2 separate regions of the Homo sapiens genome follow, and region 1 is linked to region 2. A link is an interaction called in ENCODE POLR2A ChIA-PET data of the cell type or tissue named here. Cell type or tissue: PC-9. All regions are shown on one strand. Links, peaks and the distances in the headings refer to the core of each region. The heading gives the core; the rest is flanking DNA. Region 1 overlaps KPNA6 (karyopherin subunit alpha 6). Region 2 overlaps KHDRBS1 (KH RNA binding domain containing, signal transduction associated 1).

Region 1 (15,637 bases), core at 5,328-10,327, 99 kb after region 2:
CAGGTAAGGAATTGTGGACCATGAATTAAGAGAAATATATAAGGAACCGGTTTATGGAGAAGAAGATGCTTCCCCACCCCCCCACCCCCCATTTGAGGTACTTACAGACATGATTGGAAGGAACCCATGTTCCCTCTAGGTGTTAGGTATAGATTGCAGAAGTCATCAGCATTTGTTTGTTTATTTTTTGAGATGGAGTTTTTGCCCTTTTGCCCAGGCTGGAGTGCAATGGTGCGATCTTGGCTCACTGCAACCTCTGCCTCCTGGGTTCAAGTGATTCTTCTGCCGCAGCCTCCCAAGTAGCTGGGATTACAGGCGCCTGCCACTACACCTGGCTAATTTTTGTATTTTTAGTAGAGACGAGGTTTCACCATGTTGGCCAGGCTGCTCTCGAACCCTTGACCTCAGGTGATCCACCCGCCTCAGCCTCCCAAAGTGCTAGGATTACAGGTGTGAGTCACTGCATCTGAACAGTCATCAATATTTAAATCACCCAAGAGGCTATAATTTTCTAATGAGTAATGATTGGAATTGTCCACTTTGAGGTGAAGTAAAGGGGGAAATAGGCCCTTTTTTAAACCCCTGGTCATTGGTTCCTTAAGTGTAGCTTTCAAGGGAATGAAGACAGAATGGAAGGATAAAGATTAAGAGAAAGAACTGAGTGTTGGAAGGAAAAGGAAAAACCACCTGTTCAATAGAAAGCAAGAAAATAATGGTTTTTTTCTTTGACCGTAACTTCCTGAAAATTTCCCTTATAAGGAATTTAGGCCTTTCACTACAGGAGGTGAGAAGAAAAAGGGAACACCATTGATTCAGCATTTAGGCCCTAGATACTTTCACATTACCTCCTTAATCCTACAGGGCCCTATAAAGTTTATTGTGCCCATTTTATTTTATTTATTGCTTTCCGAAGACTTGCGCCATGAGAAATACCCCTGTTTTAGAGAGGCAGAAGCAAGACTAAGATAGTGGGTACTTTGCCCACAATTATACAGTTGGGCTTGGAACTCAGTTCACCTGACCTCCAAATCAGTGCTCTTTTCACTACATCATGTTGGATCAAGTTGATGGAGTTTGAGGGTGAACATTGGATGTTTGTTCATGGCATGTCTTCTGGGAGTGGAGAGGATTCTTTGTGTGGCCTTTCAGCCTGGCTTTTCTCTCCCATTTCACCCTGGGCCTTTCTCACATGGGGCCTTAGAATATTGCCTCCTAAATCTAACTCCCTCATTTTGATGAATTACATACAGGTTAGAGAAATCCCTGTTTCCAATTTGTCAGAAGGGCTGTTGGAAAGGCCCTTTCTTGTATTGTTGCTAAGAGCTAAAAGGAAGAGCTAATCAGAGGGATTTTTATAATTCAGCTGACAGACAATGCAGAACCCTCTTTGTCTGAAGACGAGTTGTGGGTGGAGGGTACTGCAGAATAGAGGCCAGGTAACCAGCCGTTTTGCTATTCTATCTCAGAGGCATTTTGCTGTGTGGACCTTTGTTTTTATGCCTCTTTAACTGAACTGGTCTTGTGCCCCAAACCCTTCAGAAATATTAACCATCTAGCCTTCAAAGACCACTTCAGACCTTACCCACTCAGTAAAGAGAGTTCTCACTCTCACTCTCTGAACTCATTGTACAGTTACATTCATTATCTTTTGTATTCTTAGAGCTGTGAGTCTAAACTAAGTTGTAAAGCTTCCTGAAGGTAGAAACAATTACACAGTGCCTGTTTGAGATTGGAGATAACCATTTGGTTATCTGCAACACACACACATACACACACACAATGCAAGTGCTTAGGAGCTATTCAGTGAATATTTTTGTGCTGGCTTAAATGGAAATTGAGCTCTTTCATTTTCCTACTTTAATTCGTTTTAGTCCCTTGTGGTACCTAGTGGTAGTGGCAGTGAAGTGTTCCTAGAAAGGTAAGAGCCACCTGATTCTATTTCAAATGAGATCGCTGGAAAATTTCTTTTGGAGAAACTGTTTGGACTATAGTTATCCCAGTCTTCTCCTGTGTCTCCCCTCCACCTCTTACCTCCCTTCCGTAGATCTGAGCATTGTGTTTACATATTTATATATACACTCAAGGGCCAAAGAACTAGTAAATCCTAAGAGAGAATTAGGATTAGCAAACTAGAAGAACTAGGAATATATATATTTTTTATATTATATATGTATTTATATATATATATATATATATATATATATATATATATATACACACACACACACATATATATATACACATTTTTTTTTTCCTTAGACCTTGAGCTTTGGATATATAGTCATGTGTACAGGAGATAGTTTTCCCCCAGTGGCCTTTAGCTAAACCACCTAGTTTATAAATTTAGCTTTGTTTCCTAGAGTGATTACTGTTCAGCCCAGTTCAGTGAAGATGCTACCAGAATATGAGCAGCCTTATTATGGTCCCATTGTGGACTGACCCAATTGTCCAGTAGAAGAAGAGCCTCTGCCATTGTTGTGGTGACTGGCACTTCTGACAGGCTTGCACATAACACCCTGAGAGCCTCATGCTGCCAGATCTGTTTCAAACTGTTTTCTCGTTTGCAACATTTCCTGGTCATGAATCTCTGAGAGAAATTCAGGAATTTTGAAAAGCCATCTTCAAATCTAACCCACTTTACCAGCATAGCATTTTACTGTTTACAAAGTACTTGGGTATATATTCTCATTCAGTCTTCACTGTGACTCTGAGATAGTCTGGGTAAGGGTATGAAAATTAAGATACAGATAAATAATACCCAAGTTGCACAATTATTAAGTAGCAAGACTAAGAATTAGATCTGTCTTTGTAGCTCTTTTCACCAGTACCACACCACTTCCAATGTGCCTGTTGGTGGTCCATCCAGCACAGCTACCTTCTGTCAATACTAGATATTTCCCTCCCTCTCTCTCTCTCCCTCCCTCCCTTCCTTCCTTCCTTCCTCTTTTTTTTCTTTCTTTTTTTTTTTTGAGACAGGCTCTAGCTCTGTTGCCCAGGCTGGAGTGCAGTGTGAGATGTCAGCTTACTGCAACCTCTACCTACCTTCCAGGCTCAAGCCATCTTCCCACCTCAGTCTCCCTAGTAGCTGGGAGGCATGTACCACCATGCCTGGCTAATTTTTGTATTTTTTTTTAGTAGGGGTGGGGTTTCGCCATGTTGCCCAGGCTGGTCTTGAATTCCTGGGCTCAAGCAATCTGTTTGATTCAAATGCGGTTGTTTTTGTTTTTCCTTTGAGGTGACAGCCTTCAAATGACTACCTAACTACTTGCCAGTCCCTATAATTTTGTTTCTCTGCATATTAGTATTTGTATCATTTGATATTTGTGTTTTTTTTGTTGTTGTGTTGTTTTGTTTTTATTTGGAGACAGGGTCTCGCTCTGTCACCCAGGCTGGAGTGCAGTAGCGCCATCATAGCTCACTGCAGCCTTGATCTCCCGGGCTCAAGTGATCGTCCTGCCTTAGCTTCCCAAGTAGCTGGGACTACAAGTGTGCACCACCATGCACAGCCAATATTTTTTATTTTTATTTTTAGTAGAGACGAGGTCTCACTATGTTTCCCAGGCTTATATTCCTTGTTCACAGCAAGAACTGGATCATACCTCAATTGAGAGATTGAATCAAACGTGGTGGAATTGAGAAGCAGCATTGACACTCCTGGGAGCACACTCCTTCCAGGAAACAACAAAGGAGTCCTCTTGTGGTTGGTATGCTGTCAAATAAGGAATATGTAGTGCTGGAAACATTGGCTGTCATGGAAATACCTGGTTTAATCTCTCCCACTTATTAGCTGGTTCTTCTGCAAGTTATGCCTCAGTTTGCCTACCTCTAAAATGAGAATTCTATGTGAGTCTAAGCTAATAATCAAATCCTTACTAAATCAATTATCAGTCAAATATGAATTTTGCCTGAGAATGCCTCCCTCTACAGATATTAGAGATTGACTTTGGGGTATTTGAAAGATATTTCAAATATAATATCTTGGTTTTTAGTCTGGATTTAGTAGATAAATATTTTTTTTTTTTTTTTTTTTTTTTACCATGGCCAGTGATTTTGAAAAGCATTCTAGACTGAACTTGAGAAGACTGCTTCACAGCTAGTAGAGAGGACACAAATGTGACTTTCTTGGCAAAGCATTGTGATCATTGCCTGCCTTGGTGCCTTACAGAGGTCCTCTCCCAGCAGGTCATGGAAAATAAGTAACTTGACACAGGAAAGGAACTTGTATACTGCAAGTCAGTTGGTTTGATAAGTTGATTTAATCACAAAAGTCATTAACATTGAAGGCATCTCAGGCCAGACGCAGGGTCTCATGCCTGTAATCCCAGCACTTTGGGAGGCCGAGACGGGCAAATCACTTGAGGTCAGGAGTTTGAGACTGCCCTGGCCAACATGGTGAAACCCTGTCTCTACTAAAAATACAAAAATTAGCTGGGCATGGTGGTGCATGCCTGTAGTCCCAGCTGCTTAGGAGGCTGAGGTGGGTGAATCACTTGAACCCCAAGATGGCACCACTGCACTCCAGCCTGGGCGACAGAGTGAGACTCTATCTCAAAGAAAAAAAAAAAGTCACAGGCATCTCAAAGAAGTTCATTAAGAAAGGGCTCATGTGGATCATTGATTTATTTTTATTATCTTAATGTGCTAATTGCTATATATAATGCCTAAAAAGAATAGATAAACATATGCAGAAGAATTAATTTGGACCCCTGCCTCACATCATACACAAAAAATTAACTCACTGGATCAAAGACCTAAATGTAAGAACTAAAACCATAAAATTACTATAAGAAAAAATAGTGGGCCGGGCACAGTGGTTCACACCCATAATCCCAGCACTTTGGGAGGCCAAGGCGGATGGATCACCTGAGGTCAGCAATTCGAGACCAGCCTGGCCAACATGGTGAAACCCCGTCTCTACTAAAAATACAGAAATTGGCCAGGCCTGGTGGCGGGCGTCTGTAATCCCAGCTACTCGGGAGGCCGAGGCAGGAGAATCACTGGAACCTGGAAGGTGGAGGTTGCAGTGAGCCGAGATTGCGCCATTGCACTCCCGCTGGGCGACAAGAGCGAAACTTCATCTCAAAAAGAAGAAATCTTAGGGGTATATCTTCATGGCTTTGGAGTAGGCAATGATTTGTTAGATAAGATGCCAAAGGCTGGGCATGGTGGCTCATGCCTGTAATCCCAACACTTTGGGAGGCCAAGGCAGGAAGATCACTTGAGCCCAGGAGTTCAAGACCAACCTGGGCAACAAAGTGAGACCCTGTCTCTACTTTTATTTTTTAAAGTAAAAAAAGATTTAAAAATTTAAAAAGACACTGAAAACACATACAACCACATACATACATACACACATATATGTATGTGTATATATATTTAAATCTTAAGTCTATACACACACATATATATACATATATACATATATGTATGTGTATATATATATACACACACAACAAAGGAGTTGTGTGTGCGTGTGTATATATATATATATGTATGTGTATATATACTTAAAATTTAAAACTTTTGGCCAGGTACAGTGGCCCACACCTATAATTCCAGCACTTTGGGAGGACAAGTCAGGCAGATTGCTTGACCACTGCACCCCACCTTTTTTTCTTCTAATTTTCTGTCTCCCTATCAGGGAATCCAGCCTGGTCTCCTGTGTGACAGGCAGGGATACTATACAAATGAGGATACATTTTCACTTTCTTGATGGTGTCTTTTATTTACTTTTTATTTTTTATATTTATTTATTTATTTATTTTTTATTTTTTTTGAGACGGAGTCTTGCTCTGTTGCCCAGGCTGTAGTGCAGTGGCGTAATCTCGGCTCACTGCAACCTCCGCTTTCCAGGTAGAAGCAATTCTCCTGCCTCAGCCTCCCAAGTAGCTGGGATTACAGGTATGCACCACCATACCCGGCTAATATTTGTATTTTTAGTAGAGACAGAGTTTCACCATGTTGTCCAGGCTGGTCTTGAACTCCTGACCTCAGGTGATCTGCCCGCCTTGGCTCCCCAAAGTGCGGGGATTACAGGTATGAGTCACCATGCCCGGCCCAGTGGTGTCTTTTAAAGCATTAAAGTGTTTTGTTTTGTTTTGTTTGAGACAGTATCTCACTCTGTTGCCCAGGCTAGAGTGCTGTGGTGTGATCACAGCTCACTACAGCCTCAACCGCAAGGGCTCAGGCAATCCTCCCACCTCCCAGGTAGCTGGGACTATAGGCACATGCCCCCATGTCTGGCTTTTTGTATTTTTTATAGAAATGGGGTTTTGCCATGTTGCCCAGACTGGTCTCAAACTCCTGGGCTCAAGTGATCTGCCTGCCTCAACCTCCCAAAGTGGGAACACAGGCGTGAGCCACCATTTCCAGTCAGTGCAGCCATTTTATTTTAAAAATATGGGGTCCCAGCCCAGCGTGGTGGCTCAAGCCTGTAATCCCAGCACTTTGGGAGGCCGAGGCGGGCAGATCACAAGGTCAGGAGATCGAGACCATCCTGGCTAACACGGTGAAACCCCGTCTCTACTAAAAATACAAAAAATTAGCCGGGCGTGGTGGCAGGCACCTGTAGTCCCAGCTACTCCGGAGGCTGGGACAGGAGAATGGCGTGAACCTGGGAGGCGGAGCTTGCAGTGAGCCAAGATGGCGCCACTGCACTCCAGCCTGGGCGACAGAGCGAGACTCCGTCTCAAAGAAAAAATATATACATATGGGGTCCCACTCTGTTGCCCAGGCTGGTCTCAAACTCCTGGGCTCCGGTGATCCACCTGCCCCAGCCTCCAAAAGTGTTGGGATTACAGATGTGAGCCACGGTGCCTGGCCCCAGAGTATTTTTTTAAGTGGTTGCAGGGCTGGGTGCGGGGTCTCACACCTGTAATCCCAGCACTCTGGGAGGCTAAGGCAGGCAGATCACTTGAGCCCAGGAATTTGAGACTAGCCTGGAAAACATGTTGAAACCTCATCTCTACAAAAAATACGAAAATTAGCCGGGTGTGGTGGTACACACCTGTAGTCCCAGCTACTCAGGAGGCTGAGGTAAGAGGATTGCTTGAGTCTGGGAGGTTGAGGCGGCAGTGAGCCATGATTGCACCACTGCACTGCAGCCTCGGTGACAGAGCAAGACCTTGTCTTAAAAAAAAAAAATTGTGGAGGTTAGAAAGCAGTAGGATAACAAAGTGCTGAAAGAGGCCAGGTGCAGTGGTTCATACCTGTAATCCAGCACCTTGAGAGGCCAAGGCCAGAGGATCACTTGAGCCAAGGAATTCAAAACCAGCCTAGGCAACATCACAAGACCTAGTCTCTACAAAAAAAAAAAAAAAAAAAAAAAAATTACTTGGACATGATGGCATGGGCCTGTGGTCCCAGCTGTGTGGGAGGCTGAGGTAGGAAGATTGCCTCACAAGGTCTAGGCTGCAGGGAGTTGATTGCACTACTGCATTCCAGCCTGTATGACAGAGCAAAAACCTGTCTCAAAAACAAAACAAAACAAAAAAGCAAAGTGCTGAAAGAAAAACCGTCAAGCAAGAATTCTATATCTGGCCAGGCAGCATGGGCGTGGTGGCTCACCCCTGTAATCCCAGCACTTTGGAGGCCGAGGCAGGCGGATCACTTGAGGTCAGGAGTTCGAGACCAGCCTGGCAAACGTGGTGAAACCCCGTCTCTACTAAAAATACAAAAATTAGCCAGGTGCAGCAGCCGGCATCTGTAATCCCAGCTACTGCGGAGGCTGAAGGAAGAGAATTGCTTGAGGCCAGGCGTGGTGGCTCATGCCTGTAATCCCGGCACTTTGGGAGGCTGAAGTGGGTGGATCACCTGAGGTCAGTAGTTCGAGACCAGCCTGGCCAACATGGTGAAACCTCGTCTCTACTAAAAATACAAAATTTTTTTTTTTTTGTATTTAAAAAATGGGTGGTGGGCCCCTGTAGTCCCAGCTACTGGGGAGGCCGAGGCAGGAGAATTGCTTGAACCCAGGAGGCGGAGGTTGCAGTGAGCCGAGATTGCACCATTGCGCTCCAGCCTTGGTGACAGTACAACACTTCGTCTCAAAAAAAAAAAAAAAATTCTATATCTAACAAAACTGCCCTTCTAAAATGAGGGAGAAATTAAGATATTTCCAGATAAACAAAAGCTTAGGGGGGTTGTTACCACTAAACCTGCAGTGACTTAGCCTATGATCTTAGCACTTTAGGAGGCTGAGGCAGGAAGATCACTTGAGCCCAGGAGTTCAAGACCAGCCTGGGCAACATAACAAAACCCCGTCTCTACTCAAAATACAAAAATTAGCCAGATGTGGTGCACGCCTATAATCTCAGCTACCTGGGAGGCTGAGGCAGGAGAATCGCTAGAACCCGGGAGGCAAAGGCTGCAGTGAGCTGAGACCATGCCACTGCACTCAAACCTGGGCAACAGAGCAAGAGTCTGTCTCAAAAAAAAAAAAAAAAGTGCTATAAAAAGAATGTACTGATATATGTTAAAACATGGATGAACCTCAAAATCATTATGCTAAGTGAAAGAAGCCAGTCAAAGACCACATATTGTATGGTTCTATTTAAATGAAATGTCCAGAGCAGGCAAATCTGTAAGAAATAGAAAGTACCTTAGTGATTGTTTACAGCTTAGGTGGGTGAGCATTGGGGGTGACAGCTAAAGAGTAATAGGGTTTCTTTTTTTTAATTTTATTTATTTTTTTTTTACTTTTTTTTTTTTCCTTCGAGATGGAGTCTTGCTCTATTGCCCAGGCTGGAGTGCAGTGGCACAATCTCAGCTCACCACAACCTCTGCTTTCCAGGTTCGAGCAATTTTCCTGCCTCAGCCTCCTGAGTAGCTGGGACTACAGGCACGTGCTACCACTCCTGGCTTATTTATTTATTTACAGACAGAGTTTCACTCTTGTCACCCAGGCTGGAGTGCAGTGGCGCAATCTCAGCTCACCGCAACCTCCACCTCGCGGGTTCAAGTGATTCTCCTGCTTCAGCCTCCCAAGTAGCTGGGATTACAGGCATGCACCACCAGGCCTGGCTAATTTTGTATTTTTAGTAGAGGTGGGGTTTCTCCGTGTTGGTCAGCCTGGTCTTGAACTCCCGACCTCAGGTGATCTGTCCCCCTCAGCCTCCCAAAGTTCTGGGATTACATGTGTGAGCCACCGCGCCTGGCCAATTTATTTTTAGTAGAGACAGGGTTTTGGCATGTTGGCCAGGCTGGTCTCAAACTCCTGACCTCAAGTGATCTGCCTACTTCGGCCTCCCAAATTGCTAGAATTACAGGCGTGAGCCACCATGCTTGGCCATTTTTTTTTTTTTTTTTAGAGGCAGGGTCTAATTATGTTGCCCAGATTGGTCTTGAACTCCTGACCTCAAGTGATCCACCCACTTCAGCCTCCCAAATTGCTAGAATCACAGGTGTGAGCCACCATGCTTGGCCATTTTTTTTTTTTTTTTTAGAGGCAGGGTCTAATTATTTTGCCCAGACTAGTCTTGACCTCTTGGGCTCAAGTGATCTGACTGCCTCAGCCTCCCGAAGTGCTGGAATTACAGGCATTAGCTGCCATGCCTGGCCATAGAGTTATGGGGTTTTTTTTTTTTTAGGATGATGAAGATGTTCTAAAATTGTGCTAGTGGTTGCCCAGCTCTATAAATACACCAAAAATCATACTAAATATACTAAAAATGTATGAATTGTATGGTTTAGGAATTACATCTCAATAAACCTATTACCAAAGGAAATAAAAATAATAGGACTTCTTTGCCAACAGGACACTTAAAAGTCTGCACAAAGAGATAGGATCACTTAAAAATTCTAACATGCTCTTTAATTTGTATTAACAATTTAACCAGAGGCTCCAAACTAGTAGTCTGTAGGCCACACTTGGCTTGTAGTAGATGTGTCTTACAGGGACTAATATGTTTTTCAAAAATTAAACAAACATTAAACAGTTGGCTGTATATAAAATCCACATTTCTAGCTTCTCTCTTTTTTTTTTTTGAGATGGAGTTTCACTCTTGTTGCCCAGGCTGGAGTGCAAGGGCGTGATCTTGGCTCACTGAAACCTCCTGGGTTCAAGTGATTCTCCTGCCTCAGCCTCCCAAGTAGCTGGGATTATAAGTGCCTGCCACCACACATGGCTAATTTTTTTTGTATTTTTAGTAGAGACAGGGTTTTACCATGTTGACCAGGCTGGTCTCAAACTCCTGAACTGAGGTGATCTGTCCGCCTTGGACTCCCAAAGTGCTGGGATTACAGATGTGAGCCCTGCCTTTAGCTTCTCTTGAAAATCTGATCTAGCAAATCTAACAAATGGGACTCATGTAAGTTAGTCATATGTAGGTCTCATTCACAATGATGGAAACCTTAGTAATTAGAGCTGTGTGAAATGAAATGGGTTGCTTTTGTAATAATATATTATCACTGGTAGTACTCAGACATAGGTTATAGGTCAGGGAAATAGAACAATGATTCAGAGTATCAGAGGAGAGATCAGACTAATAATCTAAATCTATTCTGATTCAGCCTATGGATTCTGTTTGATAAAGTGGGAAGTTATATGGAATAAGCAGAATGAGATTCTCTACGCATTTATTCCTCCCCAATTCATTACATTTGGAGTGAAGATATGGTTAGAAGAGACATCATACACTATTACTGCCAGCGTTTCTGGTTTTCAAATCAAAGCCTAAAGGGCAGACCCTAAAGCCTTAGGTATTATTCGTTCTTGAAGCCAAGTTTCAGAAATACGTTGCTTTCCTTCTTGAATGAGTAGTAGAGGAGAAAACAAAAATAAAACAATTAAAAAAGAATTACTTTGCTTTCCAAATATACTTGAGTGTTCTCTTCAAGGACAATGAAAATTATGTAAGTGCTCATTTTACTTTATTTTGGATGACGGGTAGCTGACATGCCAAAATGCCACTCTGTTTTAATAATTAAGTGGTTCTTTGGGTTCTGTTTACTGCATTCATCTTCCCCCACTTTTTTTTGTTTGTTTTGAGAAAGGGTCTTGCTCTGTCACCCAAGCTGGAGCACTGTGATACCAGCACGGCTCACTGTAGTCTCAAGCTCCGTTCAAGCAATCCTCCGAGCTCAGCCTCCCGAGTTGCTGGGACCACAGGTGTGTGTCACCACACCTGGCTAATTTTTGAAATTTTTTTCAGAGACGGTTTTGCTAGGTTACCCAGGCTGGTCTCTAACTCCTGGGCTCAGGTGATCCTCCCACCTTGGCCTCTCAAAGTGCTAGGATTACAAGTGTGAACCACTGCACCTGGCTACTTCCCCCAATTTCTATATAAATTTGTATATTCCTAGTCCAGATTCTTGTTTTATTTATATTTCATTGAATTTATTGTAAACGACTTCAGATTCTCTAGAAAACTGAAGTTTAAAATGTTAGATGGAACATTTGAGGGCATGCTGTGTACTTTGCTATAGACGCAAAGATAAGTAAAAGAGTTCTTGTTCTCAAAGATTTAATAATCTAGAAGTGAGAGGTGATGAGGGTGTAAACTAAAATTTATTGGAGGTGGTCAGTAGGAGCCAATTTGGAGTAACAGATAAAAATCAGTTTCCTGAATTGGGGAGGAGAATGTTCATGGGTGACTCCAAGACCAGGTGAATGGTGATGGCATTAACTGCGAAATAGGGAAGATAGGCCAGGCACAGTGGCTCACGCCTGTAGTCCCAGCACATTTGGAGGCTGAGGCAGGCAGATCACTTGAGGTCAGGAGTTCGAGACCAGCCTGGCCAACATGGTGAAACCCCATCTCTACTAAAAATACAAAAATTAGCTGGGCATGGTGGTGGGCAACTGTAATCCCAGCTACTTGGGAGGCTGAGGTAAGAGAATCGCATCAACCCGGGAGGCAGAGGTTGCGATGAGCCAAGATCGTGCCACTGCACTCTAGCCTGGATGACAAGAGTGAAACTCTGTCCAAAAAAAAAAAAAAATAGGGAAGATAGCAGAAACTGGTTTAAAGAGAAAGTTGGGTGAAGATAGCTGGTAGGCAAGATGTTTTGACAATAGGGATTTCAAACTTGGTTTAAAAGTAGAGGTGGAAGCTGGCCAGGCGCGGTGGCTCATGACTGTCAACCCAGCACTTTGGGAGGCCAAGGCGGGTGGATCATCTGAGATCAGGAGTCGAGACCAGCCTGACCAACATGGAGAAACCCCATCTCTACTAAAAATACAAAATTAGCCGGGCGTGGTGGCACATGCCTGTAATCCCAGCTACTTGGGAGGCTGAGGCAGGAGAATCACTTGAACCTGGGAGACGGAGGTTGCGGTGAGCCGAGATCGCGCCATTGCACTCCAGCCTGGGCAACAAGAGCGAAACTCCATCTCAAAAAAAAAAAAAAAAAAAAAAATGGAGGTGGAAGCTAAGGGAGATCGTGAGCTTGGAGTGGGGGCTCCTCCTGCTGAGAAGAGGACCAAAGGTAGGATTTTGGTACACACTGACATTGAGAGGTTGGCTCTGGAAGATGACCACAGTAAGAAACTTGAAGAGTGGTTGGAAGGCTAAGAGAAAAATTGGGAGAGGATGGTGTTACTAGAATCATGAATAGAGTTTCAGGAAGGCAAAGGTGATCATCAGTGACAAATTAGAAAGCTGAATGCAATGACTACTGAGTGGGTCACTGGATTTAACAGTCTAAACTGGCTTTTTCTGAGGTATTTGTGTCTTGTGTCCTGTAGTTTTTATAATGGATGGTTTTAGTTTAATTTTCACATGAATTCTGGAGGAAATCGTGGTTTCTGGGTTTTTAGTAAGAAATTCTTCTGTAGTCTGCTTTTGGAGGGTCTGCTTCACTCCAGTCACAAGGAAGGTTTCTTTGCTATATACTCCTTTACTTACCTATCTGGCAAACACTTATTAAATAGCTGTTGTGGCTAGGCCTTGTGTCTGGAACAACGTATATGCTCGATGAGTATATAATAAATATTTGAATGGTGATTCACTCGACAAATATTTGTTGTAGATGCCGGGGATACAACAACTCTGCCTTTGTGGAACTTAACATCCTATGGAGAGCAGATGGATTGGAATTAGTATAATGAAAGAAAGAAAACAGGTGTTCTGACAAAAATAGGGTAACTTACTTTGGGTTAGGGTAATGGGGAAGGACCCAGCAATTCCAAGAGCTAAGGAAAAGCGTTGAAGGCAAAAAGAACAGGAAGTGCAAAGGCTATGTAGTAGGAAACAGTATGAAGCACACAGCATCACCTATATATATTCTTGGCCAACAATTACTATATATATATGTTTTTTTCTCCATCTATAACCCAGCAACACCAAAAGTTATTTTCAACCTGAATCTATTCTAGCCCCTAGACTTAACTTCCATTTTACAGGAAATACAAGGGGTAAGGGTATGAGTTTAATAACACAAAACTAGAATGTGAGGCGTTCTATAAGAAAACTGACCTAGTCTCTTCAGAAAGTATCACAAGCAAATAAAAGGGTTGGGGGAGAGGAGGATGGACATTATAGATTAAAAGTGATCAGATGTTGGATAATGATATTGTAGTTTTTAAAATGGCTTTGTTGTTTGCAGATACATACTGAAATGTGGATGAAGTGATAGGTCAGGAATTTGCTTCAAGGATCTGGGAGAGGCAGAAGCATAGATATGAATGGCTGCTAGTTGATCATTGAATCTGGATGGTTAGTGTATGAGATTCATTTTATTTACTGTTTTGTCTACTTTTGTGTATATTTGAAATTTTCCATGATAAAATGTTAAAATAACAAATACAATGTGTGAACCTTGGCTGGATTTGGGGAGAAAAACCCAGATATAAAGGATATGTTGAAATAATTAAGAAATTTGAATATGAACTAGATATTGGGTATTTTGTTAATTTCTTTGGTTTGAAAATGCTGTTGTGGTTATATAAGAAGAAGGTCCTGGGCCTGGCTCACGCCTGTAATCCCAGCACTTTGGGAGGCCGAGGCAGGCGGATCACAAGGTCAGGAGTTCGAGACAAGCCTGGCCAACATGGTGAAACCCCATCTCTACTAAAAAATACAAAAATTAGCTGGGCATGGTGGTGTGAACCTGTAATCCCAGCTATTTGGGAGGCTGAGGCAGAAGAATTGCTTGAACCCAGGAGGCAGAGGTTGCAGTGAGCTGAGATGGTGCCACTGCACTCCAGCCTGGGCAACAGAGCGAGACTCTGTCTCAGGAGAAAAAAAAAAGAAGAAGGTCCTTATTATGGGATACATACTAAAGTAATTGGGCGAAGTGCCAAGTGATGACATTTACAATTTTCAAATGTACAGTTAAAAATATAGCTATATTATATATACATCTGATAGAATAAAACTAATATGATGTTAAAAATCATTGAATCTTAGTGGATAATTTATAGATATTGTACTATATCAAACTTTTAGTGTTTAAGCAGTTTATAATGGAAACAGAAAAAATAGTTCGGCTATTCTTGAGAACTGAGAAATGGGGCAGTAGCTAAGGGAAAATGAATGAAAAAATGCACTCACAAGTGTCTGGTTCTCAGTACAAGGAATCACAGGTGAGATTCCTAGAACTGTTCCTACAGTGTGTTTTTAGCTGGCAGAGTTACAACAATACCCAAATTTTGTCATCAACTTTATATTAATTTACAGTAAATAACTAATAGGTAGACCAGTAAGAAGACAGCAAAATTTAAGCCATCTTTGATGTTTTCTTATGGCATCTTTGGTAAGAAACTGGGCCAGGTAAGATTTGGAAGAACATCTGTGAAATCTTTGGATTTATTATTGTGTCTATCACTTGTGTATTGTGGGTTATCTTCTCACCCATCACATCCCAGCATCATGGCTGGCTTTACTTGCTTTGGGGGAATTAATCCTGATGTTGTAGGTGTTAGTCCATACATGTACTTCAGGTTTGTGGTTGGTTGGATCTGTGGTCTAGGGTGAGAATTCATTGTATTAATAAAAGGAAAACTTGTACTGTGAAGGTGAGTTCCTATGAAAATCTGGTATGGTGGTGGAGGGGAGGCTCAACAGTCAATTGGCCTGAGTTTAAAATGTTTATGAATCTCAAAATGTTAAACATACCAGTGATTAAATGGAGCACTATGGCAATCTTGCTACTCACTAATGTGTGACCTGAGTGAGCCTCAGTTTTTTCATTTATCCATTAGGGCTTTTTTTTTTTAAGTTAATCCTTTTTTTTTTTTTTTTTTTTTTTTTTTTTTTTTTTTTTTTGAGACGGAGTCTCACACTGTCACCCAGGCTGGAGTGCAGTGGCGCGATCTTGGCTTACTGCAACCTCCGCCTCCCATGTTCAAGCAATTCTTCTGTCTCAGCCTCCCAAGTGGCTGGGATTACAGGCACCCACCATCATGCCTGGCTAATTTTTATATTTTTGTAGAGACAGGATTTCACCATGTTAGCCAGGCTGGTCTTGAACTCCTGAACTCAGATGATCCACCCGCCTCAGCCTCCCAAAGTGTTGGGGTTACAGACATGAGCCACCGTGCCTGGCCTATTAAGTGAATCTTAACCTTTCTTATTACAGGCGTGTCCTTGTGTCTCATGAAAGCAGTTTACTTCGATTGTCGCCTTTGCCGAGGTCTAAAGACAAGGCTTAATTAACTTGAATTTGATATCAGACACTGGCAGGAGTCGGTGCCTTATTT
Region 2 (15,637 bases), core at 5,613-10,612:
AAGGCCTTAAATTCACAGAGTGCATTACATTGCATATAAACACACCTTCTTGTAGGAGTATAGCAGATGAACAGACTTTGAATCGTCTTGCACTGACCAAGGTTTCTGGAAAGTGGTATAAAATACAGCTGAAAGGTCTAACTCAATGGTAGCCCTCGGAAGCACAAAGCGACATAGATAAAATGAAGTATCTAATTTGTTCCACATTCTTTTTTGTTGTTGTGATGGAGTCTTGCCCTATCGCCCAAGCTGGAGTGCAGTGGCGCAATCTGAGCTCACTGCAGCCTCTGCCTCCCGGGTTCCAGCGATTCTCCTCCCTCAGCCTCCTCGGTAGCTGGGATTACAGGTGCACACCACCACGCCTGGCTAATTTTTATATTTTTAGTAGAGACGGGGTTTCCCCATGTTGACCAAGCTGGTCTCGAATTTTTGACCTCAGGTGATCCGCCCACCTCAGCCTCCCAAACTGCTGGGATTACAGGCGTGAGCCAACGCGCCCGGTCTATGTATATATTTTTTTAGTAGAGATGGAGTTTCACCACGTTGGCCAGGCTGGTCTCGAACTCCTGACCTCAGGTGATTTGCCCACCTTGGCCTCCCAACGTGCTGGGATTACAGGCATGAGCCACCTCTCCTGGCCTGTTCCACATTATTAAAAGCTCCTTGGTGATGTTCTCAGATCAGAATTATGGCATCTTTGTTCTTCTAGGACTTTGAGGATTGAATAACTAAGTTTTCCAGTCTGAGAACTTAGAAAGTGGTGTAGTCAGGTACAGTAGGCTCAAAAAGATTGATCAGAAAAAGTATATTAGCAGTAGGGGAAAAGAAGTAGAGGTCAGGATCTGCCACCAAACAGTAAGGGTTAGGGTTAGGATTACCCTCACAAGTAGACTGTTGAATGAAGCATTACTCTGTTAACTGTAAGGTCAAATTTGTTTTCTATTCCAAGCACTGAAACAGGATTGTGAAGAGCACTGTCATTTACAGTTCTTCTCATAGGAGTAAAGGTTTTTAATTAAGGATATTTACAATTCATCAGCAATTTTAATTGTCAGAAAACCAGGAAGTATGTGTCTATTAGTTCATGGTATAGTATAGCATCTGAAATTAGGCTTTTTAACAAACAAGCATTCAGTCTGAAATTCTAAATTCTCTAAGGCATGTCAGAGTCAAAGTTATTTTTCTTCGTCTATATATTTCACAGCTGCACCTCTCTAAATATTTATTTTAAAAACTGTTAGGCCAGTACGGTGGCTCACATCTGTAATCCCAGCACTTTGGGAGGCCGAGGCGAGTGGATCATCTGAAGTCAGGAGTTCGAGACCAGCCCAGCCAACATGGTGAAACCCCATCTCTACTAAAAATAGGGAAAAAAATTAGCCGGGCATAGTGGCGCATGCCTGTAGTTCCAGCTACTCGGAAGGCTGAGGCAGGAGAATCGCTTGAACCCGGGAAGCAGAGGTTCCAGTGAGCAGAGATTGCACCACTGCGCTCCAACCTGGGTGACAGAGCGAGACTTTGTCTCAAAAAATAATAATTAATAAATAAAAACTGTTAAGGGTATAGATTTGTGGAACGTGTTTGAGGTAGGGTGTCTTTATACTTCAAGCCAATGGTTTTCAAAGTATGGTCCCTGGACCAGCAATATCAGAATTACCTGGGAACTTGTTGGAAATGCAAATTCCTAACACAAATCCCAGACTGGCTTTGAAGCCCAGCAATCTAGTTTAATAAGCCCTCTTCTAGGTGATTGTGATGCATGAAGAAGTTTGAGAACCCCCGCCTTAAAATTATAGAAGATGGGAATGTTATGTAATATTCTATTACAGACTATTCTCTGATATTTAGAATGTTCCACTGATTTTAGGGAGTATATATATATACACGTATATATATATACTATATATACTTTTTTTTTTTTTTTTTTTTGAGACAGAGTCTCGCTCTGTCGCCCAGGCTGGAGTGCAGTGGCGCGATCTCGGCTCACTGCAAGCTCTGCCTCCTGGGTTCATGCCATTCTCCTGCCCCAGCCTCCCTAGTAGCTGGGACTACAGGTGCCCACCGCCACGCCCGGCTAAATTTTTTTTGTATTTTTAGTAGAGATGGGGTTTCACCGTGTTAGCCAGGATGGTCTCGATTTCCAGACCTTGTGATCCTCCTGCCTCAGCCTCCCAAAGTGCTGGGATTACAAGCGTGAGCCACCGCACCTGGCCTATTTTTTTTTTTTTTAACTACTCTCAGTGGATCATATAAGCTTTCAGTTGCTACTCATCCTTGGGCACTCTGCCCTCATCTCTATTAGAACTCCTGTTATAGTACTTTACTTCATTGCCACCTCTATAGTCTGGGAACTCCAGTATATAAACAGTGAAGACAAGAGACCAGTCTGACTCGCTCTATTGTATCTCCTGTGCTTTGCAAGACAGATGTCTGGCTCTTATTAAGTCCTCCATAGTGGTTAATGATTGTACCTATTATAGCCCTCCCTTCATCTGCCTCTCCATACTATAGGAAGCACTCAAACACTTGCAGTCACTCAATGAATGAAGTTCCTTAATGGTAGGAAATCTTTTTGTATGCCAAGTTTCTATCTAATGAAACTGTCTTAACCCGCGAATTGAAAGTACTTTTAGGTGATGATGGATATGTCTGTGCCCATGATGGTGGTGATGGTTTCATGGGTGTATACTTATCTCCACACTCATCATTGTATACATTAATTATGTATAACTTTTTACATATCAGTTATACTTCAATAAAATGTTTTTTTAAAAAGTACCTGGTGGCTGGGCGCGGTGGCTCACGCCTGTAATCCCAGCACTTTGGGAGGCTGAGGCAGGCGGATCACCTGAGGTCGGGAGTTCGAGACCAGCCTGACCAACATGGAGAAAACCCTTCTCTACTAAAGATACAAAATTAGCCGGGCATGGTGGCACACACCTGTAATCCCAGCTACTTGGGAGGCTGAGGCAGAAGAATTGCTTGAACCCAGGAGGCAGAGGTTGCAGTGAGCCGAGATCATGCCATTGCACTCCAACCTGGACAAAAAGAGCGAAACTCCATTTCAAAAAAGAAAAAAAAGTACCTTGTGCATTTTGTATCATTTAGGCATTGGCTGAATTTGGGCTAGATAACGGTAACGATATATTAAGTACTTTATGAAAAATTGGCCTTAATTAGGCATATCTACGTATTTTATTAACTTAGGTCACACGACTAGTGAGTAGCAGAGTAAGAATAAGGTCTTTCAGACTCTTAAGGACTAGTATCTAGAGTACTAATGTCACCGTGGAACTTTAATGGAACTATCCATTGTATATTTAGATTATTTACTTTTGTTTTTTTCAAGGTAAGATTATACTTTGTCTTGATGCAGATTTTGATTTTTTTGTTTGTTTCTTTATTCTCCTTTCCCCCATCTCACCCAATTAATTTTGTTAAATTGATTTAAGAAACATTTAAATGTCTCTGTTGTCATGGCTTCAGGTGAGGGTGGAAGAGTACACTTCTTTTATTAGAAGCAGGCTTTGGGCTTTCTAGTCAACTTCATATAGCTTTAGTGCTTTCAGCTAGTTTCTTTCTGAAATTGGCACATTTGTGTGAACTATTTGGTTTCACTATATGGTATTCCATGTTATTGCTTTAAGCAGACTTCAAAATTTGCATTTATTTACCAGGGCAAAAATAAATTGTTTTTCCTATTCAGAAATTGAGAAGATTCAGAAAGGAGACTCAAAAAAGGATGATGAGGAGAATTACTTGGATTTATTTTCTCATAAGAACATGAAACTGAAAGAGCGAGTGCTGATACCTGTCAAGCAGTATCCCAAGGTAAGGCAAAAAGTGCTTTGGATCTTTGAGTTATCTTTATAGTTATGAGAGAGTCATGGGCTATAATAAAGACTCCTGGGGATTGTGATGCTTTAGAAACTTAAGCCTGTGAAGCTTCTCTTTCATGCTTGTAGTACCTGTTACTGAGAGTTGAAATATCTAAGTTCTTAACTAATAACATAGCTATAGCCAGGAAGGAAATATAATCATCTTTTTATTATCAAAAAGTTTCTTTCTCAAATGATTGCTCAGGCTACAAGTTCAAAGAAAAAAAAATTAAAACCTGAAGAGTTGCTCTTTGTCAAAAGACTAACCTGAAATCTAAATAAAAGGAAATATAATATGAATCCTCAATTGGTTGAAGTTAATTTTATTTTCTTACTAAAAGTTTACTTTTAAGTAAATGCTTTTTTTCTTCCTTTTTTTTTTTTTAGGAAAGCATTTAGTTACATTTAGTTTATCCAGCGTGTTATCAAAGGGTGCTATATAGTCTCTTCTGTTCTGAGGTCACTGCCTTAAAAATGTTGATGTATGTTAAGTGCTGGGCCAGGCACAGTGGCTCATGCCTGTAATGCCAGCACTTTGGGAGGCCGATGCAGGCAGATTGCTTGAGCCCAGGAGTTCAAGACCAGCCTGAGCAACATAGCGAAACCCCATCTCTACAAAAAATACAAAAATTAGCCTGGTGTTGTGGTGTGCACCTGTACCCAGCTACTCTGGAGGCTGGGGCAGGAGGATCACTTGAGTCCAGAAAGTTGAGGCTGTGATGAGCCATGATTGTGTCACTACACTTTGGCCTGGGCAACAGAGTGAGAGCCTGTCTCAAAATAAAGTAAAAAATAAAATAGTAAAGGTCTTAATGTATTATGGAAGAGCACCAGAATACATCAGAAAAGCCAAATTCAGGTCTAGGAACTGCCACTTTCTAGTTTCATAACCTTAAGCTAATCACTTTATTAATATGGCTTCAGTGTCCTTCAGTAAAATGGGAATGGTAATACTCTACCTTTGCAGGGTTGTTTAAAATCAAGTGAGGTAATTTATGTGGAAATGTTTTTATATAGTAGCATGTATATTTAGAAATCCTCTATTTTCTGTCAGTTCAATTTTGTGGGGAAGATTCTTGGACCACAAGGGAATACAATCAAAAGACTGCAGGAAGAGACTGGTGCAAAGATCTCTGTATTGGGAAAGGGCTCAATGAGAGACAAAGCCAAGGTAAGCTCACATTAGTGAGGCAAGAGGACATCCTAATGCCTTCTACTTGCCCAGAATGCAGTATGGATGTCTTATAGAGGCGGCAAGAATTTTGTATGTGTACAGAATGTGGCTCCTTTAAGTTTGCACTGGATGCAAGAGATTATACACCAAGTTAATTTACTTGGCTTGGCAACCCTGGAAGAGCCTAGGTGTGCCCTGGTGATAGTTTTCTTTTGGACTTTTTGACTGTGTAGTAATGGAAACAGCAGTAGCATGTTGCGCATTGGTAGGATTGTCTGTGAAAACTTGAAAGGGGAACTGAATATACTAAAATTTAGTCTAAAGCAGACAAAAGACGCTAAAATGCAAATAGCACACCCCCTTTTTTGTAACCTGGAAAAGTGAGAACAATAATGTGAGAGCAGATGAGTTTGAGGATTAGTTGGTTTGTTTTATAGCCGGTTTGGAATGTGAGGCTCACTAAAAGAATGTATTCCAAAAGGAACCATGAGTAATCCTGACTACAGAATCTAATGCGTCTTTTTTTTCCCCATGCCATAGCCGCGTACGCTGTGTACTCTGTGACAAGAAACTTCTCACCAAAACAGAATAGTCTTAGCCTTCTGGGGTCACCTTATTTGATGAGATATTCCTGCTACAGTCCAAAAACCAATTCTTTCAACCCTCCTTTTATGTAGTCTAATGGACACATGTTTGTTTTCTCAGGTCATTTCTTGCTAGATGCATATAGTTACGGCTGAAGTGTGTTCTAACTAATGAGATTTACATGAGCTTTTCTTCCCTCTGTCCTGACTTCTTTCTTCCCCTACCACTCCCTAGACCATATAAGCAGATAAGCAGAGCTCGTGGTGATTAACAGCTCTACCTGTGATTTAAAAACAAATGCTTGGCAAACAGCTATTATCTGAATAGACTAGAATTAAGTTTTTCTTCTTTATGCTTTTAGTAGGAGCTCCAATGGATATCTCAGGGATTTAAGACAACAATTAACTGTAAGCAGCAGACCATGTGCAAGTTTAGCAGGCTGTGCAAATTACTGTTCTTGAGAGTTTGTTTTACTTTTTTTTTTTTTCTTGAGAGGGAGCCTTGCTCTATTGCCCAGGCTGGAGTGCAGTGGCTCACTGCAACCTCCACCTCACGGGTTCAAGCAATTCTCCTGCCTCAGCCTCCTGAGTAGCTGGGATTACAGGCGTGCGCCACCATGCCCGGCTAATTTTTGTATTTTTAGTAGAGACGGGGCTTCATCACATTGGTCAGACTGGTCTCGAACTCCTGACCTTGTGATCCTCCCGCGTCAGTCTCCCAAAGTCCTGGGATTATAGGCGTGAGCCACCGCGCCTGGCTGCTTGTTTTACTTTCTTAAACTTTACTGTTTTTCTTTTTTCTTTTTTCTTTTTTTGTTTAATTCTTCTCAGCTCATACCAATTAACTTTACTGTTTTTCATGGACATTAGGGGTATTTCTTGCTGTTCCTTTGGCTTAGAGGTAAAGGTGGTGTTTTCTCCCTAGTCCATGGTGTGACATTTCTCTGCATTTTTCCATAGGAGGAAGAGCTGCGCAAAGGTGGAGACCCCAAATATGCCCACTTGAATATGGATCTGCATGTCTTCATTGAAGTCTTTGGACCCCCATGTGAGGCTTATGCTCTTATGGCCCATGCCATGGAGGAAGTCAAGAAATTTCTAGTACCGGTAAGGAAATCCATATCCTGTGTCTTCTGAGCAAAAGAGAACTGGGATCTTATACTGTTGTGAAGGTAGGGGTTCTTAACTAAGGTCTCTGCATAACCTGTATGTATACCAAATTCTGCACTTATGTTCATTTTCCTTAGGTAGTTCGTTACTTGCACCTAGTTCTCAAAGCATTATGCTCCAAGGCCACTCTATCCCTCCTTGTCTAATGTGGTTTTCATTGTGTACCGGTATCTTGTCAGTATCTCGGGTCCACAGTGTGCCTGCATTCTGATATTTGGTTAACTAAGGTTTAACAGGGTCTTCACCTAGCTGAGTATTTTGGTAGTAGTGTGGAACAAGGAGATTGTGTTAGGAAAGTGACTAAGGTGGGTCTCTGCACTCAAGAAGTTCATGCTGTAGAGAGTAGAGACTAGCAGCAAGAAGCTTATAGCATCTAGTGTTATTGGGTTAAATTCTGACCTGAGCACACTCAGGGATTTCTTTCCTGGAGGAGTTTGCTGAGGACGAGTTTAGTTTGGAAGAGGTTGACTATTGATGTTTAACAGATAGGTGAGCAGCTTTTTTCAGACTATTACTGAGGACTAGATAGAGATGGGACAGGCCAGTTTATCTATCTTGCTTGTTACCACCTTTGAATACTTGGTTGGAATATTACTTTGAATAAATAGGAAATGGTACTATTTTTGCCTTTTAGCAAGGCCTGGTGGTTGTCAGAGTTAACATACTACTGTTGAATATTTAATAACAAGGATGAATCTGGAGACTTATGAAGGATTTGGAATATTATTAAGTAGAATTGAGTAAGCGTCATGTGTTCATCAGAAAACTAGGAGGAGGTAAGATACAGTCCTTGGTTTTCTTGAATGTTAAATGAGGGAATTAGAACTAAATGTGGTGTCAGATGATGTGAAAATTGATAGGGCAAAAATTTATAGGCAGTGTGGGCCAGGCACGGTGGCTCACGCCTGTAATCCCAGCAATTTGGGAGGCCGAGGAGGGCAGATCACCTGAGGTCGGGAGTTCGAGACCAGCCTGACCAACATGGAGAAACCCTGTCTATTAAAAATACAAAATTAGCCGGGCGTGGTGGCACATGCCTGTAATCCCAGCTACTAGGGAGGCTGAGGCGGGAGAATCACTTGAACCCAGGAGGCAGAGGTTGCGGTAAGCTGAGATTGCACCATTGGACTCCAGCCTGGGCAACAAGAGTGAAACTCCATCTCCAAAAAAAATAAATAAATAAGTTTTTAGGCATTGTGTACCCATAATGCTGAACTCCAAGGATTCCAACAGTCTCAAATGTCTTAGCAGCTGCTTTGCTTTCAAGTACCTCATCTTCATTAGAATGTTCAACATGAGGCAGGGCGCGGTGGCTCACACCTGTAATCCCAGCATTTTGGAAGGCCGAGGCGGGTGGATCACGAGGTCAGGAGATCAAGGCCATCCTGGCTAACATGGTGAAACCCCGTCTCTACTAAAAATTCAAAAAAAAAATTAGCTGGGCGTGGTGGCAGGCGCCTGTAGTCCCAGCTAATCGGGAGGCTGGGGCAGGAGAATGGTATGAACCCGGGAGGCGGAGCTTGCAGTGAGCCGAGATTGCGCCACTGCACTCTGGCCTGGGTGACAGAGTGAGGCTCTGTCTCAAAAAAAAAAAAAAAAGAATGTTCAACATGAAACAGACCATTTAACATATCCTAGAGAAAAACACAGCTGGTTAATAATCTTAAGGAAATTCTTTTTACTCTTTTTGGGGTGTTCTATTGATCACCCAAGCCATTCAATTTCCAAAGGACTGCAGAGGGAATGCCCATCTCCTCTCTTCATTGTTAGTCTCCCTCATATTCCTCAGAAGGGTTAGGTTTATGAGGCTTGCTTGTAAGTGAATCTTTTGAAAAAGATGCTTGCCGGGGAGATGTGGGTTTCCTCAGTGTTGATGTGGCAGTTGGAGGAGTCTGAGCAATGGTCTGGCATTGGTTACTTGATTCTCCAAGGTGTGAGTCTCAAGCAGCGGTAATGTGTAAGGTAGGAGGAGCTAGAGAGTTGAGGGGGGCATCAAAGACTAGCATCATCTATTGAAGCTGTATACGCCTGGGATATATAAAAATGCATGAAGTATTAAGACTGAATGGCTCTCAATAGGAAGTGTGAAAAGATTTGCCAGTGGCATTTGATTTTTCCCTCTTGTGGAGGAAAGAAAAGTGAGGCTATTTTTGCATCTGTGACCAGAGCCCTCCATTTTCCACTTAGAACAATTAACTATACCAGCAATGCTTCACAGTGCCGTAGGAAGAGCACTGGACTATGTATGTCTGTCTATCTGTGTCTTCCTGAACAGGTTATCATTTCACTTTTCTGAGCTTCAGGTTTCTTGTTCGTCCCAAACATTTCTTAAGTATCTGTCAGATGTCTGATACTATGCTTGGGTGTAAAGTTACAAAAATGGCTCCTAAAGAGCTTACAGTTTAGTGACAGACAATTCTAAAATTATGTGGTAAGTGCTTGGGTATAGGGAATTATGTGGTACTTTGAGAAAAGAGGAGTTGTAGGGGTGGCATCAAGAGAAAGTTTTTCAAGAGACACTTATTTAGGCAAGTCTTGTAAGGATGAATTAAGAATCCCTCAGGTGGACAAAAAAGACAGTATAAGGACAAAAAAGCCTGTTGATCCAACACCTAGATTTTGAGACAGGTAATTCTGAATTCACATCTAGAGTCTGCCATTTATTAGCTCTGTGTTCTTAAGCTGGTTGATGTATACTCCTTGAGTCTGTTTTCTTAACTGTAAAATGTGGAGATCTGCCTACTTATTTCAGGGTCATTTTGAAGATTTTTTTTTTTTTTTTTTTTTTTTTTGAGATGGAGTCTCTCTCTTTCGCCCAGGCCGGACTGCAGTGGCGCTATCTTGGCTCACTGCAAGCTCCGCCTCCCGGGTTCTCGCCATTCTCCTGCCTCAGCCTTCCGAGTAGCTGGGACTACAGGTGCCTGCCGCGCCCGGCTAATTTTTTTGTATTTTTAGTAGAGATAGCGTTTCACCGTGTTAGCCAGGGTGGTCTCGATCTCCTGACCTCGTGATCTGCCCGCCTCGGCCTCCCAAAGTGCTGGGATTACAGGCGTGAGCCACTGCACCCGGCCCTCATTTTGAAGATTAAACTGAAAAATCTATATAAAGCTTATTATATAGAGCCAAGTGCATACAGCTCCATTAATGGTAGTGGCTTTTATTATTCCAGGAAAAGGAAACTATTTGCAAAGAATGGATATGTAAGAGTATGCCAGGCTCTGAACTACAAGTTGTTCAGTCTGGCTTGTGAGTAGGTTATATATAGAGAGAGAATGGAAGTGATCCGGAGAGCTAGGCAGAGACCACATTATGAATAATGAGGGGTCTACCATCAAGACTTTTCTCAAAGAGGTGACAGATAGGGTGCCATTTGACTTCAGAGAAGGAATGACCTGAGACCTCATCTGGGCTCTCAAGAGCTCTTCTTAGAATTCAAGTCTCCCGTGGACCAGATGATTTCTCAGTAGAAAGTGTAGATACCACACAATACTCCTTGTATCTTTCGTTCCCAGGATATGATGGATGATATCTGTCAGGAGCAATTTCTAGAGCTGTCCTACTTGAATGGAGTACCTGAACCCTCTCGTGGACGTGGGGTGCCAGTGAGAGGCCGGGGAGCTGCACCTCCTCCACCACCTGTTCCCAGGTAAAAATAATGGAGACACCCAGAAATAGGATGTGAATTTGACTACTAGTGTCATCTCTTTTAGTGGTGCTCTTATGTCTAGCTTAGGAAGGGTCTCAGGATTTGTATGTTGCATAAAGAACAGAATTCTACAACCATACTCTCACACCTGTAATCCCAGCACTTTAGGAGGCTAAGGCAGGCGGATCAACTGACATTTGGAGTTTGAGACCAGCCTGGCCAACATGGTGAAACCCTGTCTCTACTAAAAATACAAAAATTATCCAGGTGTGGTGGCATACACCACACTACTCAGGAGGCTGGGGCAAGAGAATTGCTTGAACCCAGGAGACGGAAGTTGCAGTGAGCCGAGATCATGCCACTGCACTTCAGCCTGGGAGATAGAGCAAGACTCCATTTCAAAAAAAAAAAAAAATAGAGTTCTAGATCTTGGGCACTTTGACCATAGCCAAGTGCTGCAGTCTAGCTGAAACTTTTGGTCTTCTAATTTTGGACAGTCTTAGCATTTGTTAATGGTCTGACTTTAAAATTCTACCTTTTGTGACTGACCTTTATAGAGTATTCAGACTCTCCAGACCTACCCAAGGCAGTGCAGTGATGAATTGGTCCTCTATAGGACCTGGGGGATCTTGCAGTGTGGGTCCTTTACCCTGTACATTCCTCTGTGCTTTAATAATAGCCTAGTTAAGGCTTCATAAAATCTGCCTAATTCCAGAATTTGTAAACAAATCAGAACATAAAAGTGGCCTGTTTATAAAAAGCTCCATTTAAGATAAACTTTCATTTTGTAGGGGCCGTGGTGTTGGACCACCTCGGGGGGCTTTGGTACGTGGTACACCAGTAAGGGGAGCCATCACCAGAGGTGCCACTGTGACTCGAGGCGTGCCACCCCCACCTACTGTGAGGGGTGCTCCAGCACCAAGAGCACGGACAGCGGGCATCCAGAGGATACCTTTGCCTCCACCTCCTGCACCAGAAACATATGAAGAATATGTAAGAAATTTGAACAATGTGCCATTTCCCAGTACCTAGAAGGCTGCTAAAGGAAGTTGAATGACAGGGCCTCGGTCCTTTATGTAGGTGTCATGGACTGCCTGTAAGATTTGCAATCTGCCCTCTTCTCTTGCAGTGAATGTTGAACTATTAGAAGATTTTTCCATTTTAGGCAGGGTTTTACTATACGCCTGTAGATTAAACAAGAAATAAAATGTACTTTAATGTAGTATTTTATAATGAATTTCTTACTACTAGTACTGATAATACTAAAGCTCGATTTTGTACTTTACTTCCTGCCCACACTTCTTCTGTGGCATATCATATTTGTTTGGGTTTTCTTTGTTTAGTAACCCTTTCTCTTTTGACTATTCTACAGTAGGCATTAACATTTTGGAGGGAAATGTCATGTCCTTTTAATTCAGAAGCCTACTTACTCCCATGGGATGTAATTACCTTTCCTACTCTCTATGATTTTGATCTTTTATTTCATTTTTTTGTTGTTGTTGTTCTAGGGATATGATGATACATACGCAGAACAAAGTTACGAAGGCTACGAAGGCTATTACAGCCAGAGTCAAGGGTGAGTCAGGCAGTATAAGCACTGTTTTTTGTCCTGAGGATGGATGGAGGGAGTTGGAGGAACAGAGAGATTTAGACAGTACAACCCTAAGGAGCAGAATGGTTCGCCTTTTGAGGGTATCTCCTCTGCAACCCCCACAGTCCTGACTGGTCTTGAACTCTTGAGCTCAAGCAGTCCTCCCACTTTAGCTCTCTCTAGTAGCTGGGGTTACAGGTGCGTGCCACCATGCAATGCTTTCCTCTGCGTTTGACATCTGTGAAGCACACACTTGGATTTGTAAATCTGGATAACTGTGAACCTTAAATTATAATTTAGAACCTGAGAGTAACAAATGAAAAATTTCCAAGCTGTGACTACATGGAAACAAGGAGAAATGCCTTTATGTTATTTTGATTTATTATTTTAAAATATCAAAACCACATTAAAGCTCCATAAAATTTTACAAGAAACTTGAATTCCATTACCATAACTTAGGTTCTTTTCTGCATTTCTCTTTAAGACCATTTCCTTGTGTGTCCATATATATAGCTTACCTGTGAATTGATTGAAAAAGAGTTCCAGAATTCTACAGCAGTGATAAAACAGTTCTTTTTTCCTTCTGGTGAGCCCTATGAATACATGTATATATATGCTATATTAAAAGGGTCAATTTAGGATTGTGCTTTTTCACTTTATATTCTGTGGTATCCATTTTTCTTTGCAATAGTTGTCAATTATTTTATAAGTACATAGTCTATACATATTTTGGAAATACTTTACGGTTTAGGGATGGGGCAGAATGAGTATTTTCCTGTATTAATACACTTAGTAAAATGACTGACTTATGGAAGTATTTGAGAGAAAGTTGAAACATAGTTACTCTGTAGCTTCCTAACACTCTGCCTTTGGCTTTCAGGGACTCAGAATATTATGACTATGGACATGGGGAGGTTCAAGATTCTTATGAAGCTTATGGTATGTCTTTATCTCTGTGGTGGGGCAGAATGTACAAGTAAGTGCCTGGGAGAATGCTGGTGACTAAAGTATTGAGAGTCAGACAAACACACCTACGGATAAACCTTTAGAAGGCCAAGATTTTGCTAGATGTGACAGTAAGAGTTCTGCTCTTGCTTAAATTTTGCGGTACATGGTAGAAAGAGGGACTGCTAAAGTGAGGTGGGGTATCGTTACTCTTGGAAGGGTAGTGTTTGTCTTAAACAAGGGCTCAAGACCAGCTTGGCCCTGGTTGGAGCAGCAGACTTATAAGCTAATGTTATTTTTTTTCTACTTTAGGCAGGGAAATAGCTAGACCTGGGTTGTATTTCTGGGCCTTTGCTGCCGATATCTAGGCCACTTTGGTAGATAACAAGAACTTAATCGTACACAACTGTACTCATCTACCCCATTTCATTAAAAAAAAAATTTAGATCTCATTGAAAAGAATGTCATTGTAAAGGAAATGTCAGCTGAAAGGGACCTAGATGGCAAGCAGCTAGCCAGACCAGGTTGCGGGGCAAGAATAGTGCCTATTAGGGCCGGGCGTGGTGGCTCATGCCTGTAATCCCAACACTTTGCGAGGCCGAGGCAGGCGGATCACCTGTGGTCAGGAGTTCGAGACCAGCCTGGCCAAGATGGTGAAACCCTGTCTCTACTAAAAATACAAAAAAATTAGCCAGGTGTGGTGGTGGGCGCCTTTAATCTCAGCTACTTGGGAGGCTGAGGCATGAGAATCACTTGAACCTGGGAGGCGGAGGTTGCAACGAGCTGAGACCGTGCCATTGCACTCCAGCCTGGGCAACAAAAGTCCGTCTCAAAAAAAAAAAATAGTGCCTATTAGAATCAGATTAGAGGCTGTAGGGGCTAGAGCCAATAATTCAGGACAGTACTGGCACCAAGCTCCTTGTTGGCTTGAAGACATCAACACAGTCCTTGATCCCAAGAGAGCTATGGAGGCTGCAACAGCAGCAGGACAAGGCTGCCTTCCCTGAGGTTTGGTTAAAAACACATCGCTCAAGTGTGTCCTCAAGAGCCAGTTATGGCCCTGTGTTAATAGGCCTCACTGGGAATACTATGTGGCAGTGGATGCAGCGAGAGCTACCTTTTCAGTATAAGGTATTTTCAGCATACCTGAGGGACTTCCAGAGAGTCCTTGGCAGGGGCTCAGCGATTGACAGTTCACGCTAAGATACTGGTTGACAGTCTCCCCTTATCCCTAGCTGAAAAAGAGGAGCCCCTTAGGGCCTCCCAGAGACAGACAAGCTGAGCCCAACTCAGCACAGTATGAAGTAGCCAATCAGCTGCTTGCCCAAGGAAACTGTTTTTACCAGTTTTAGCGAAATAGCACTGGACAGTTGCCAATCACTAACACTGTGTGTGATTGCACCCAAGTATTTCCCTCCATCAGTGAGGCAGTACAGTGGGGCCTCTGTATGTGTTTGACTAAATTGCATTTCTGTTTTGCTGGAGAAAAGACCAAACTGAAAGAGGCAGGCTTCTCTTTGTGCTCCTGATACGACGTTGCCACAGTTAATCCGTTCTGATCTCTGCTTTGATTAACAGAATTAGAGAAATAAACTGTCCAGGATGATCTGTATACGTCAGGAAAAAAAGAAAAAGAAACTGTCTTGTTGATACCCAGAAGCCACTTGGAAAGTGATGGACATGTGTGTTATACTAGGGGTATAATTAGGGTTCTGTGTGACTTTAGATCTGTATAGGAGTTTGAGGCCTATAGAGATGGAGGCAGATACTTGTGAATACAGGCAGCTGGAAAAATACTTCAGGGATGAACTAGCGTGTGTAAGGTGTGGGAAGAATAAATTTAACGCAATTTATTTTCATAAGAGGTCACCTCTAGAATTATGTGATCATATTCCTCAGGCTTTTCCCTGTCACAAAGGAGAACCATTTGAGGATGTGAACCACATTGTCTGGCTTCTGGCTTCTCTCACCTGTTGACTTAAGAAAGGAGATAAGGAATTATCCTTTTTTTTTTTTTTTTTTTTTTTTGAGATGGAGTCTGGCTCTGTTGTCCAGGCTGGAGTGGAGTGGCACAATCTCAGCTCACTGCAACCTCTGCCTCCCAGGTTCAAGCACTTCTCCTGCCTCAGCCTCCTGAGTAGCTGGGATTACAGGCATGCGCCACCACGCCTGGCTAATTTTTGTATTTTTAGTAGAGATGGGGTTTCACCCTGTTGGTCAGGCTGGTCTCGAACTCCTGACCTTGTGATCTGCCTGCCTTGGCCTCCCAAAGTGCTGGGATTACGGGCGTGAGCCACCGCATGCAGCCTTGGAATTATCTTAAACAGTGCTGTCAGTGCAACATTTGATTGCACATCCCTCTACCAGAGAGAGCAGTATCAGCTCTGCTGGTGGAGGGCCCCATGGAAAGTGGCCCTTGCTTGGTTTTCCCAGGGAGCTAGAGGACACTTCTCCGTAAGGAAACGTGACTTGCTGTTGCATGGAAGTGGGGCTGGCTGCCTGCTTCCAATCTGAAAGACTTCCAGAAGTCTTCCCACCTTACCTGAGGGTGCCTGCCAAATTGTTTTGGGAACAGGAAAGGCCATTGCAGACTCACTAAGATTAATGAGTTCCTCACTATCTCAAGCAAGGTGTTGGGTATCTCCAGGT

Evidence for each region. Peaks named below come from ENCODE experiments on the same cell type or tissue, not always from the same donor. Only the 100,000 strongest peaks of a DNase experiment are listed, where the experiment ranks them.
Region 1: POLR2A ChIA-PET joins it to region 2 with 5 read pairs; 4 of 35 experiments call an interaction of 5 or more read pairs at or near these places.

Annotation. Positions count from the first base shown.
Region 1 is chr1:32,126,213-32,141,849 of GRCh38, forward strand. The region is part of intron 1 of KPNA6 (karyopherin subunit alpha 6); the gene reads left to right. Among named protein-coding and RNA genes, the nearest start is that of KPNA6, 26 kb to the left of the region's middle. In PC-9, for the core only: a CTCF peak has its summit at 7,450; a DNase peak (open chromatin) is centred at 7,409; H3K27ac peaks cover 2,195 bases.
Region 2 is chr1:32,026,592-32,042,228 of GRCh38, forward strand. KHDRBS1 (KH RNA binding domain containing, signal transduction associated 1) reads left to right here. Exons shown (of 9, transcript NM_006559.3): 2 at 3,707-3,831; 3 at 4,933-5,049; 4 at 6,597-6,743; 5 at 10,319-10,452; 6 at 11,244-11,445; 7 at 11,961-12,028; 8 at 12,924-12,982. Among named protein-coding and RNA genes, the nearest start is that of KHDRBS1, 21 kb to the left of the region's middle. In PC-9, for the core only: no CTCF peak of the experiment used is centred there; no DNase peak of the experiment used is centred there.